Regions from separate parts of the Homo sapiens genome. Here all the other regions are linked to region 3. Evidence: chromatin contacts called from ENCODE Hi-C or POLR2A ChIA-PET data. All regions are on one chromosome and are shown on one strand. Each heading gives the region's core, a stretch centred on a gene start or an enhancer-like site at or near the end of the contact. The rest is flanking DNA. Distances are from core to core; before and after follow the strand shown.

Region 1 (4,154 bases), core at 251-2,750, 880 kb before region 3:
CAGCCTTTACCTCCCCAGAGCTCACGCTAATCGCCTCCACAGAAAGACCACGGCTGCTGAGGAGCAGAAGAGACAGGAGCGCAGACAGAGTTAAATCAAGGCTCAGGGAAAGAATATTGGTTTAAGAGAAAAGGGTGAAGAGAGCAAAAAAATAAATGACAAATTACCGGGTAGCCATCTCGTCCTGATTGCCCCTGTGGTAATTAATATGTCATTAATAATCAGAGTTTCGGCAGAAACCATATGGCAACACTTAGAGCTCAATCAGGGCCCAGACCCACACCCGCCCCCCGACAGCTGGTTGGTGACTTCCTCTGCAGCGGGAGGACTCAAGGGCTCCAGGGGTCTTGGGGGCAGAGCAGCCCTTTCCTGCCTCAGAGGGCCAGGCTGGAGGGACCAAGAGCCTCAGGGCTTCATCGGGGCTCCGGGCACAGTCACATGTGTGCCCTCCCCACGCTGGCCAGGCATAGGGTAAATGCCACGTGGGGACGTGGGGTTCTGGAGGGTGCAGCCACAACCACACGACCAACCAGGAACTGAAAATGCTCCTTAAACTAGGCCTGGAAGAGAGCCTGTTTCCTCTCAGTTGCCACTGGGATGGGGTGAACCAAGAAAGAGAGCCTTAGAAGCCAGGAATATCGGGGGGCGTTCACTGTGGCTGCATGCTTCTCTGCCCCCTAGTTCCAGACCCTGGAGCAGTGACCACCCTGCCTGTGTTCCACACTTGGGCACCCATCTCCCAGGTCAGACCCTTCCAGGTTGCAGCTTGAGAATTTCTGCATTTGTTTAATTCATTTACTATTTTAACTGCCAAGTTAAAAAAGAAACAAAAAAAACACTCTATAGCCCCCGGCGTTAGGTACTTCAGCAAGTTCACACACGCTAGCCTCCCTGAGACAGCCAGGAAGAACTCAGCTGCCAAACATCGCTTGAAGCCAATAAATCAACACAATCCTGCTGTCTTGCTTGGCTCACGGTGGGGCTGCATGCACCGAGAAGCCCAGATTCCGAAGGGCACTGATCGGGAAACCAATCATGGTACACGGAAGTAAAAAATAAAAGGGCTCATCTGAAAGGAATTCCTTGAGAAGGCTGATTTTGGCTCTGACTGTCAATGTGCTTCTTGAGTGGATTAACTGGGATTTACCGGGCTCTGAAAAACTGACAGCATGAATCAAAGGCAGGCACATCCTTTGCCCTGGAGAATGAATGGGATTTCTAGGACCACTTGCAATCCCCTGCATTCAAACCTGCCTCTGGCCGGCCAGGAGAAGTTCAAGGGAGCTGCCCAGTGCTTCCCTCATACCCTTCACACCCCTCACAAATGCAGTGACATTTTCCTCCTGCTCCAGTGCCATGCCCTCACCAGCCAGGTGTGCTCACAAGGTCTCAGCTGTCTGATCCACATTCTGGCAAAGAAGAAAAATGAACCCCAGGGTCTAGTGGTCAAGCCCGACTAATTCCTGGGACAACTGCCCGACTCTACAGCTCTTTCTGCCAAAGCACGGGACACTGAAGCATTTAGAAACGTCAACTGTCACGGAGCATTTTAAAGCTACGGACATGGTGCTAGCATTTCCGTGTACCAAGGTGAGCCCAAGATTTGGTGAGGAACAACCAGGCTTGTGCGCTGGCTCTCTTGCTAGGAAAATGGTCACAGAACGTTCCGGCGAACAGGTCAAGCCTGTGGAATTCTGTGCCTGCATTCATCTACAAATTAAAATATAACATGACTCCTGTATGACTGATTTTTTCCCCCCAAACACATGAGTTTTTGTTTTTGTGTTTGAGACGGGGTCTCATTCTGTCTGCTGCCCAGGCTGGAGTGCAGTGGTGCGATCTCGACTCACTGCAACCTCTGCCTCCTGGGTTCAAGCAATTTTTCGTGCCTCGATTTCCTGAGTAGCTGGGGTTACAGGCACCCGCCACCACGCCTGGCTATTTTTTGTATTTTTAGTAGAGACGAGGTCTCACTATGTTGGCCAGGCTGGTCTCAAACTTCTGATCTCAAGTGATCTGTCCACCTTGGCCTCCCAAAGTGCTGGGATTCCAGGCGTGAGCCACCGCACCTGGCCACTTTTTAATAGGACTGATGTTTTCTGAGGACACACCTCCCTAACCAAAATTATGTTCATGGAATTGCAACAGAGAGAGAACCAAACATCTTATCTTTCAGAAGCAGACAGCACAGTCCAGGACACTTACTGGAGGACCTGCAAAACACAAGCAGAGAAGCCACAGTCAGTGTGGAAGGCAGAGTCCCCTCGCCTGTCCTCAGCACGGTCCCCTCACCTGTCCTCAGCACGGCTCCTGGCCACCTCTCCCCGGAAGGCTTTGATGCTGCCATGGCTGTTTCCTGCCACGGCCTGAAGCTGGGGGCAGAGCAGAAGGAGCACCTTTGCCCTTGGAGGGGCCGGGATGGTCACGGGGGTGGTGGTGACAGTTCCCACATGCATGGGTGCATGCATTCATGTCACCAGGCAGCTTTGGGTTCTGGCACTGAGTAGGAATTGGAACATGTTCCTACTTAAAGGACAAGCTCTGGTGCTCCTGAGGGGATGGTTTATTTCTATTGAGGGCAGACTGGGGGAGCAAACATTTTGGACAGAGAGAATACTGGGAGGAATGGCAAATGGGTGTGGCTGAACAGGCTTTTTGGGGGAGGGGGCTCCTGCTGCCCAGCTCCAGGGTTAGAAATGCATGAGGAGTAGCAGGGCCTGGGGCTGCAGCTGAGGCTTGTCTACCAGATGAGGGCTCACAGAGAACCCTTATGAGGCCCACAGGGGCTTCACCTCACAGCTTGTGAAGCATGTTGCATACTCGTTATTGCATTTGACCTTCCCAACCATCTTTTGTGAGAGGTCTGATGAACATCTCCACTGGACAGCTGATAACGCAGAGGCTCACAGAGCAGCGACTTGTGTGGGGCCACATCGTTGATTATGGTGGAGTGAGCGCATGCTGGATGGAAGGAGGTCTCCCAACTCTACCACCCCTAGGCTCTGTGCACTAAGCCACGCGGCTGCCAAACCAGACCCCGAACCTCACTCGAGAATGAGGCCACACGGGGAGGCAGCACCCGGCAGTCAGCGGCCAGCACGATTTATACGTCCCAAGTATGAGCCAGGAGCCATGGGGGTAACTAACGGGACCAGTAGTGAGTGCAAGAGGCAAGAGCCCTGGCTCATGAATGTTGACTGAGCAGACAGATCCTTAAGAGGACATTACACAAGGAGAAGGCCAGGAAGCTCCATGCATAGCACAAGGGCCCTGACCCAGGCTGGGCCGAGTCCAGAGGGTGAGAAAAGAGGAGGGAGGAGTGTTGCAGAGATGGACAAGCTCAGAACATGCCAAGATCACGGGCTTTTGAGGATCCAGGAGAAGTGAAGGCTGCTGCAGCAGCGGGAGGGCCGGAGAAGGCAGGGCCAGCCAAGCCCGGGGGTTTGTTTCCATGTAATGGTCTGGGGGGCTTGGTTCTAAGGGTGAAGGGGAGTCAGCGAAGGGCTCTGCAAGGAGGAGCGATGGGGAGGGGCAAGAGTGCACCTGGAGATGCGCTGAGGTGTCCCCATGCAGGTGCTGGTGGGTGAGGGGGGAGTGGAGAGAGTCAGAAGATGTTGGTCAGGGGAGAGATGGGGCTCGCACAGTAGCGATGCATAGAGGAAGGAGAGAGATGACAAGGATTTTTGGCTTGAAACACTGATGTACTCACACCCCAGAATGATGACATGGGGGACAGTGCTTTCCCCAAGTCTAGATCAGGGCGGAACAGAGCAAGATGCTGGCAGCTTGGACATCCCATTGAGCTGACTCCTCACTGTCAGCCAATGACCTTGATTCCTATTTTCCAAAGCAAACAAAAGCTGCCGGATAGGTTCGCCATCGCCTTTCCAACACCAGTTGTATACATCTGTGCCTGTACCTGTGCCTGGACCTGCACCTCAGCCTGTGCCTGCATCTGTACCTCCCCCGTGCCTGCGCCTGCATCTGCAACTATGCCTATACCTGTACCTGCCTTTCCACCTGCCCCTCCTCCTCGATCTGTTCCTGCACCAGCACTTGCGCCTGTGCCCGCACCTGCCCCTGCACCTGCCCTCCTCTCCATGCCTTCAGGTTAACTCGGAAGAACTGACCCACCTTCAATTAGGCCACTGTCC
Region 2 (4,496 bases), core at 1,906-4,405, 630 kb after region 3:
TTTAGTAGAGACAGGGTTTCTCCATGTTGGTCAGGCTGGTCTTGAACTCCCGACCTCAGGTGGTCCACAACCTCGGCCTCCCAAAGTGCTGGGATTACAGGCGTTAGCCACCATGCCCAGCCTGGCACAATTTAGCATAAAGTTTTTGAGGTCTTTGTACTATTCCAGTAGGACAGTTGGTGAAACTTGAATAAGATCCGTAAAATACTTGATTACTAACTTGTATCAATGGAAATCTCTTGGTTTATAACTGAATTTTGGTTATACAAGTTTTTTTTTTTTTTTTTTTTTTTTTTTTTTTTTTTTTTTTTTTTTTGAGACACAGTCTCGCTCCGTCGCTCAGGTGTGATCTTGGCTCACTGCATCCTCTGCCTCCTGGGTTCAAGCAATTCTCCTCTCTCAGCCTCCCAAGTGGCTGGGATTATAGGTGCCTGCTACCACGCCTGACTAATTTTTGTATTTTTAGTAGAGATGGGGTTTCACCATGTTGGCCAGGCTGACCTCAAACTCCTAACTTCAGGTAATCCGCCCACCTTAGCCTCCTAAAGTGTTGGGATTACAGGCATGAGCCACCGCGCCTGGCCGAGACTGTAGATTTTTGCAACTTTTTTGTAAGTCTAAAATAATTTCAGCCAAGCATGGTGGCTCATGCCTGTAATCCCAGCACTTTGGGAGGCTGAGGCAGAGGATCACTTCAGCCCAGGAGTTTGAGACCAGCCTGCAACATAGCAAGACTCCATCTCTGGAAAAAAAAAAAAAAAATTAGAGCCTGTGGTCCCAGCTACTTGAGAGGCTTGAGGTGGGAGGATTGCTTGAGCCCGGGAGTTTGAGGATGCAGTGAGGCATGTTGAGCCACTGCACTCCAGCCTGGGCAACAGAGCACGATCCTGTCTCAAATATAAAATAATTTCTAAATAAACTTTCTTGTTCAAGCTCAGGGTCTGAGTTGTGCACTGCCTATGATCCACTCCACAGAAGTTCTGATTTCTTCTCTGTGCAATGGTTCTGCCGGCCTTTCTGCCGCCCAGAGGTCCTGGTGAGTGGGCATCAGAGACTCCTTAGGGCTCTGTGGAGGCTCAGGGAGGAGCTTTCGCTTCCCTCCTGATGCTGGTGCCTCCAGAGCTAGACAGGAAGATGGAAGCTGGGTGGCCCGAGCAGGGGTGGGGGCTTGGCTGGCCCTCCTGTCAGCTTGAGCTGGCTTGAGCCCAGGCAGGGCCCTGACAGCCTGGGCAGGCTCAGAGGGAGGGAGGTGGGAACCAAGAGACCCGGGGAGGGCTCCCGGGGCCAAGACCCAGGTCCCTGCCCTGCACATCTGCCAAGGGACTTCCTCAGAAGCTGCTGATGTTAGGCTTTGGCTTCCTGCTGTGGACTGAGGGGATGAACTCCGACGGGAGGACATTCAGGCCTTGGAGGAAATGAGAGCTTGGCTGACAGGAGGGCCTGGACTCACGAAGACACTTGGACACCCACAAGCACAGAGACATGGGTGTGTGACAACTGACCAAGGGGCATGCAGGTATGTATGCGTGGTGCACACAGACACCCTGGGCACAGCCCACTGGCACCAGCGTCAACCCCTGCGTGGTGGGCTGCATCCCACCCTTCAGGCAGGCCCTGTGGGGCAGGTTTCAGGGAGGAAGGAGGCTGAGTGGGCAGAGTCTGAGGACGCGGCCACCATCGCTCCCTGGCACTACATCTGTGTCCGGGATCTAGGAGGCAGTCCTCCATCACTGAGCCCCAAGATGACTGTCACAGCTTGGTCTAAAGCAGGGGCCGGGCCTGAGCCCTGGCCCCTGCCCTGGAGGAGCTCACAGAGCCCCCAGCTGGGGCATATCTGGTTTCCGGGGGCAGGGGCGATACCCAGAGGAGGAAGAAGGGATTCTGAGAGAGCCCAACAGGCTCCGAGCCTCAGGCTGGAGCTGAGCTTGGGGCAGCAAGGAAGGACCAGGTGCGAGGGCAGAACCATGCGGCCCGACCCCTGCAGCACGGCCTGTGGCCTCCCCCAGCTCCTGCCCGTGCTTCTGGGTCAGTCTGGACTTTGCCACTTCTGACCAAAAGCCACCGCAAACCCACTCAAGCCAAAAGAGGAAGTGACCGTTAGGCCCAACTGGGAAGGCTGGCGGCCAGGGGCACTCCAGGCAGGGCGAGGGGGGCGGCCGGGGGCGCTCCAGGCGGGGCGAGGGAGACACCCAGAACTCCAGGCAGGAGTCCTCGGGTGCCACCTTTCCTCTCCACCTGGCCCTGCGTGGGCTCTGTCCTCAGGGTGGCCCGCCGTAGTCCCCCTCCCCACTCTGAGTTTCCTGTCCCAAAGTCCTAAGGAAGTTTCCAGAACTACATCTCACCATCTTGAGTCAGCCTTGGCTCAGTGTCCATCTCACAGGCCTGGAAGGGGCAGGAGTCAGCACTGTCCAGACCACAGGGCCTGAGTGTGGGGAGGGCAGCCGTCTAGGAAGGTGGTGGAGGGTTGTTACCTTGAGGCAAGAGGGCTGCGGGGCAGAAAGACACAGCAGGTGACTGTTGTGGGAGGCCCAAGAGAGGCCTGGGAGAGGGATGGCCCACAAGGGCTGACCCTCCCGCCACCCAGGGGGCCTTGGACAGGTTTCCTCCTGGCAGGGTGGCCCTTGTGCATGGAACCCCTACAACGACTAAGGCTGGCAGGCATGAGGTTTCCTGAAGGAGAAAGAGCTTGTGGGGCCCAGTGTGGCTGGGGGGGCGCTGGGACTCCATTCTGAAGCCAAAGGCACTGGGAAGGGCTTCCGCAGAGGAGGGTTTGGCAGGGGTTGCCAGGAACAGCCTGGATGGGGACAGGGAACAGATAAGGTGGGTGGAGGAGTTAGCCGGGAGCCTGGGGCTGGCTCCAGCATGATGTGGGGGTCTGCAAGGCCCTGGAGAAAGTGGGGTGGTGCAGCAGGGGGCACACCCACAGCTGGAGCTGACCCAGATGGACAGCTTGGGCTCTGCCACGCGGGACTAGGCAAGGAAGGGGCACGAACAAGCAGGAAGTGGTGAGGCGGTCTCCAGCTAGCTGCTCTCCCCTGCCCAGACTTTGGTTTCCTCCCTGCTGGCTTGGCCTGGCTCCCTGGCTCTGTGTGGTATGGTCACACCCCCGTGCACCCCCTCCACTGAGATGGGGCGGGGAGAGCACCGAGGCTGCTCTTCCTCTCCTGGGCCGTCCTCTGAGCAGCAGACGGGGCTAAGCGTTCCCCAGCTCGCCTTCACACACAGCCCGTGCCACCACACCGACGGTACCATGAAGGACGAGGTAGCTCTACTGGCTGCTGTCACCCTCCTGGGAGTCCTGCTGCAAGGTGGGCTGGTTCCTATCTAGGAAGAGGGTGGGCCTTAGATCCCTACAGCTTGCCCTCTGCCCCCTAGGCCCAGGTGGAGGGCAGAGGTGGGGACTCCAGCCCAGGCCCAAGCTGGAAGAGGGTGGGGACTTTCAGGGAACTGGGGGGCACCTGGCTGTGAGAGCTGTAGGACTTGGGGGTGGCAAGGGTGCCAGGACAAATGGTAGGATAGCCATGGGCTTGGGGAAGCTGATCTCTGCTCTTTCCAGCTGTCCCCTCTCTGGGCGTCCCAGCAAGCGGCCCCCATTCCCTGGCTCTGCTTCAAAGGCACCTCCATACTGGGACCACGTGGAGCAGGGTAGAGGTGGGACTCCTTCCTCCAGCCCCCTAAAAAGAGCCTGCTTAATGCCTTTCTCAGACTGGCCCTAAAGGACACATTCCTTGGCCAGATATCCTTGCCACCTAAGAGACACCACTACTCCACAGTGTGTGGGCTAGGATAAGGCACAGCCTGGGGAGGGGGCTCTGAAGGGGCTGAACAGACAGGCCAGCCTGACCTCCAGCTGCTCCTGCACTGAGCTGGATGGCCACCCTGTGACACCCATCTGCAGAGGGCCCAGAACCAAAGGTGCCAGGGCTGCAGGACTCAGGGGGAGATGGTCCGACGGGAGGTCTGGGGAGGGAGCGCACAGCCAGCACTGGTCTGTGTGTGGTCTGGCCTGGCCTCACCTGACCAAGAGAAGGGCTCCTGCCCACAGAGAAACTTTAGGGCCAGCCCACCCTCTGCAACTACCCCAGCCCTGGGGTCCTGGGGTTAGGCTAGGAGAGTCCCAGCTGCAACCTCCTGGGAGCAGGAGAGAAGGTGTCTGTCAGATTTAGGCCTGGGACCGGAATGCAGGAACAGAGAAACTGAGGTTTGGAGGCACAGGGACGCAGGCTTTAGTGATCCCGGCCTGAGGCAGGGTCAGAGGGCCCTGCTGGTGGGCGCTGGTAGGTGGGTGACCAGGGACTGTTAGCTACAGGGAGTGTGCTTCCTTGCACCTGGGAGGATGCAGCCAGCTCTGCCCTCAGACTCCCGAGGCACTTCCTGGCCAGGGACCTGAAAGCTGCATTTGCCTGTGTTTTGAGAGTGAAATGATTCAGAAACAAGGACTCAAGTGGTCTCTCTCGCGGAGCAGGTGTCCCTGTGCCTGAATCACTCACCCTCCC
Region 3 (4,484 bases), core at 1,278-3,777:
GGGAAGAGCCAAGCTCAGGTCTCTCCGCTGAGACCTCCAGCCAAGGATACTGTCCTGACATGCAGTGAACTCCCCTGTGGGTCACTTGGGCTCCAGCGGGACCACCTGCTGGGATGCGACCTCCTTTGCTCCTCTGCCACCTGGCCTGCATGCAGGAGGCCAGATGGGTCCCTGCTGCCTGGGGCACCCCAGCCCCCACCATCCTGTGCCCTTGCTATGTATCAAGCCTGGGAACTGTGCTTCCCCTGAGCGAGAAGAAGACACATTTCTCATATATGGATCTCCTCCAGAAGTGAGGGAGGCTGCACTGCTTGTTTCCACTGAGGAGTCTTTCACCAGCTCGCCCTGGTCATCTACGTCCCTCCCAGTCCTGAATGCACCTGACTTCCAGCTGCCTGCTCGGCTCTGCACGGCTCCTCTAGGAAAGTCTGTCTGTGTGACTCCACCTGTTCCTAGCTGTGCTGAGGGGGGGACCAGGAGTGAGCCGTAGCACCCTGGGCTCTGCAAAGGGGGTGGCTGCAGGACCAGCCAGGGACTTTACAGGGCAGCCAGTCCCTCCCAGGGGCAGCCGCGGGCACCCAGCCTCCAGAGCAGGGGGCGGTAGATGGTGCTGTATGACCGGGGATGGACATTTCGAGGCCCTGGGGCTGCATGGTAGCTGCAGGGTCCACCTCCTGAGTGAGGCAGGGCCTCTGAGGGCAGACTCTTCACAGCGGCAGCAGCTCCCAGAACTCCCAGGTCCAGCCTAGGGCCCCAGAAGAGCCAGGCGGGAGAAGCCTGCAGTAGGGCTGTGGATGAAGTCCAGGGGCCCATCCAGCCCAGGATGCAGGAGGAGTCCTGAGTGGGCTGACCCTAGCTCAGAGCACGGGAACAGATGAGCTTCCAAGAGGCTGATCGGATCCTCTACAGGGGCCCCAGGACAGTCGTCACCCCTCATGGAGGGCTCTGCCACCCCTGTTTGGAGGTGACATCGACCACTGCAGACATGGGCTCCCAACTGGGCTCCACTGCCCGAGTGCTCTGGGGCCCTGGACCAGGCTGGCTCTTCCAGAGTGCAGGGTCCTCCTTGGCCATCATGAGTGCCCACCTATGTCCACATGGAGACCCTCCTTGCTATGCTGGTTCACAGAGCTGCCCAGATGCAGGAGGCAGACACTCGTCCAGGCCCCTGGGGCCCTCCCACAGCAGCACCGGGAGCCTGGTCCCAAGAAGGATGGTGTTTCCTCCGGGTTCAGCCTGTTTGGCTCCCCTGGCCCGGGCTGGAAAGGGTCTGAGGACATGCCTGAAAGACCCAGGGATCCCACCATGAGGTGGAGAGGGCAGATCTGAGGGCCTTAGGGAGGCAAGAGCTTGATGGCCCTCACCTTGGGTCAGAAGGTCACTTTGCTGAATGCTCCCCAGGGCTGTCAGGAGGCTTGGCCAGGGCAAGGGTGAGGAAACACTGCGGGCCCCTGAACCTCAGGCCCAGCCTGCAGGGGTCTGGGTAACCCCACGGGCCTCAGGGAACAGCCAGGAGCTTAGGGGGCCCGTGGGCCTTGGGTGGACGAGTAGGCTGCGTCCAGCTCCAAGTCCCAGCCCCATCCTGGCCGCGGGACCCTGGCTCTGAGCTGCCCGCCGGGTCCCTCCTCCTGCGTGCGATCGGTCACCTGCCAGATGGGGCACCTACTGGGGATGTGCCTGTTGCTGTCGCTGGCCTCTGAGTCACTAAAGCCTAAGCTCCTTGAGGGCCGGGTGGTTGCTGGGCCCGAGTCTGTGCCCCAGCCCTGGCCCACGCCTGCCCTCAGTAGCCCCACTCCTCCCTTCACGGAGCAATCCCGGCTTCTGCTCTCCATGCCAGGATGAGGCAGCGAACGCGGCCAGAGGACCCCGGCTGCTGGGCGCTCAGTGATGAAGGAATGAACACGAGCACCCTCAGGAGCCAGGCTGGGCAGGGAGGGAGGCGCCGGCTGCGGGGACGTTCTCGGGAGGCCTGGGGAAGTGAGCCCAAAGGGCCGCCCCGGCAGATGCTGACCCCAGCAGGAAGTCACCGTCCGCAAGGAGCGCCCCGCTAGGCTCAGGCTTGGCACACGACACCTCGCTTCCACTTCATTTTCCTACCTTCCGGATGACGAACTGCGTCTCAGACAACTGAAAGGACTCGCCTGAGTCCCACAGCCGGAAAGAGGTCGGGGTGCTGCCCCCCGCGCGGGGCGGGCAGAGGAAGGGCCGGGCCCGAGCGGCCACCAGGTGGCGCTGCTGCCGCGAGAACAGCGGCCCGGGCCGGGGACGCACCCGGCGCCCAGACTCCGCGGCCGCACCCGGGCTCCCGGGGCCCCAGCGGCCCCAAGACAGCCTCTGGGCCTCACCCTAAATACATCAATTATGACCTGAGCAAAAAGTTCTGTTCCAATCGTTGCTCTCCGACATTTCCATTGTTTGCTCTGGAAGGAGCTGAATTATCTATGCTCTTCCCTCCTTCAGTCAAGGAGACGTGGGAGGAAACCGGGATGGGGATCAGCAGCCTGGAGGCCGCCTCCGCTGGAACCGCGCCCGCCCCGCCAGGAGGCTCTGCCTGCTGGGCAAGGCGCACTCAGCCAGCCCCGCAGGCCGCCACGCGACCGAGGCTCACCAAGTCCACTGCAGGTGGCAGGTGAGGTCACCTGGGCAGCTCTAGGCCCGGCCGAAATATCTCATCTGCTCTGTTCTTGGGCAAGTTACCTTACTTGTCCCCACCTGCAAAATGGGCACAACTGCAGCTCCGAGCTTGGAGCTGGGGGGCTTCCGCCCATGACAGTTCAGGCAGGGTGCAGTCAGCGCCCACAAATGTCCCTTGTCCTTGTCTCTGCCGTGCTGTTGATACTGATGGAGTATAACACCAGTCCCTGGGGACTGGCCTACCCGCTGGGGCTGGCTCATGCCCCCAAGGGGATGCGGCTTCAGCAAAGCTTCTCAACCGTCCCCATCCCAGAGGGGCCCTCCTGCCTCAGACCAGCCTCCTAAACAGGTGCAGGATAGGACAGCAGGGAGGTTGGGTTCTGGTGAGCAGACCACATTTCTCAACCTCAGCACTCCAGATATTTGGGGCCAGATAATTCCTGTTGGGTGAGGCGGGCACCCTGTTCATGGCAGGATGTTGAGCACACCCCTGGGCACTCCTTGCCAGAACCCAGTGGAACCCTCCCCCTAGTCGTGACAACCAAAAGTCTCTCCAGACACTGCCAAATGTCCCCCGGGTGGGGGGAGGGGTGGCAAAGTCACTCTTGGTTGGGAGCAACTGACCCTCAGGGGACCAGGACAAGGAGCCTGAAGCTGGTGCTCCTGACCAGCCGGGATCACAGAGTCCAGCCCCTCCTCCCAGAGCAGAGTGGCTCCACCAGCGTGTGGCCCCGGGCAGGCCGCTCGCCCCCTGGAGCCAGGGTCCTCACTGTCAAATGGGGATGATCACAGCGCCTACTCCACAGGGTTGCTGTGGGGGTGAGGGCATAAAGTCACATAAAGGGCTTCAGACGGTGCCTGTCCCAGAAGAAGCTCTACAAACAGTCACTTGCACGAACGCCTTTATGATTGTCGTCATTCCTGTTGTGTGCTGGGGTTTCACAGACCTCCTCTTATGGGGGAAACTAAGGCCCCATGATGTTAAATTGCTCACCAAAGGTCCCACGAGTATGGACAAAGCCAGAATGAATGGCAGGGACAAGGTCCCACCATCCCTGCTCTGTGAGCACATGTTCTACCGTGCCCCCCAGCTGAGTGCAAAGTGGGCTCCCCCAAGGCTGGAGGTCTCTTGTTCCAGGCAGGGCTTACAGATCAAATCTCATCACGACAGAGAACCACGAGAGCTGGGGCAGGAGGCGTGCACCTCATTTCTCTGCCAGAACTCCCATATCGTTCCAGCATTTTGTTTCCAGCCATCTTCCCCAAAGCCTGGGAAGCTATTCCCAGAGAGAGCCAAGCTGCCAGAACAGGATTCTCAACTTGAGCCTTCCCAGGCATGAGCCAGTGCAGGCCTGTGGGGAGGCAGAAGAGGGGCCTCCTGCTAGAATCTGAATGTTGTGTCCCCCACATTTGAAAGGTTGAAAGCTGAGAACCAATGTTATGGTATTAGGAAGTGTGGTCTTTGAGAGGTCATTAGGTCATGAGGGTGGAGTCTCCATAAATGAGATTAGCACCCTTACAAAAGAAGCCTGAGGGAGCCTGTTCACCCTTCCATCATGCGAGGGCACAGCTAGAAGGTGCCCTCTAGGAGGAATGGGTCCTTACGACACATCAGTTCTGCTGGCGTCCTGCTCTTGGACTTCCCAGCCCCCAGAACAGTGAGTAACACAATTCCATTGGTTATAAATTACTCAGTCTAAGGTATTTCTGTTATTGCAGCCCAAACAGACTAAGGCACCTCCCAAGGGCAGTGTCCAGCCTTAGTGCCTCCTAGTTCTCTGGACCCAGGTAGGTCTGGGTGAGGAGGTGGATGGAGGATGATGTGGGTGGGCCATCATGCCTTGCACCCC

Evidence for each region. Hi-C counts contacts between places; a loop is a spot of excess contacts on that map. ChIA-PET counts read pairs that join two places held with the same protein, here RNA polymerase II (POLR2A). Pooled maps may share reads with other maps.
Region 1: a loop to region 3 is called in a map with no recorded cell type, with 4 times the contacts of the local background. The contact joins two enhancer-like sites. A Hi-C loop is called at or near these places in 3 of 37 single-sample maps with no recorded cell type and 4 of 50 pooled maps.
Region 2: a loop to region 3 is called in a pooled map, with 11 times the contacts of the local background. The contact joins the promoter of LTC4S here to the enhancer-like site in region 3. A Hi-C loop is called at or near these places in 2 of 37 single-sample maps with no recorded cell type and 7 of 50 pooled maps. POLR2A ChIA-PET finds 5 or more read pairs at or near these places in 2 of 52 experiments (H1 and OCI-LY7).

The regions. Positions count from the first base shown.
Region 1 is chr5:178,288,157-178,292,310 of GRCh38, forward strand. COL23A1 (collagen type XXIII alpha 1 chain) reads right to left here. Exons shown (of 29, transcript NM_173465.4): 4 at 2,206-2,213; 5 at 168-194. Among named protein-coding and RNA genes, the nearest start is that of PHYKPL, 57 kb to the left of the region's middle. Within about 2 kb of position 1,501, at least 2 of the 41 ENCODE cell types and tissues checked have a DNase peak (open chromatin) inside an H3K27ac peak, as active enhancers do.
Region 2 is chr5:179,790,831-179,795,326 of GRCh38, forward strand. It overlaps LTC4S (leukotriene C4 synthase), which reads left to right and starts at 3,156. Exons shown (of 5, transcript NM_145867.2): 1 at 3,156-3,308. The coding sequence starts at 3,251. RefSeq lists enhancers at 2,344-2,971, 2,546-2,625, 2,646-2,795, 4,279-4,496 and a silencer at 3,146-3,215.
Region 3 is chr5:179,165,056-179,169,539 of GRCh38, forward strand. All of the region lies in intron 5 of ADAMTS2 (ADAM metallopeptidase with thrombospondin type 1 motif 2), which reads right to left. Among named protein-coding and RNA genes, the nearest start is that of ZNF354C, 110 kb to the left of the region's middle. RefSeq lists an enhancer at 2,033-2,534 and a silencer at 2,148-2,357. Within about 2 kb of position 2,528, at least 4 of the 41 ENCODE cell types and tissues checked have a DNase peak (open chromatin) inside an H3K27ac peak, as active enhancers do.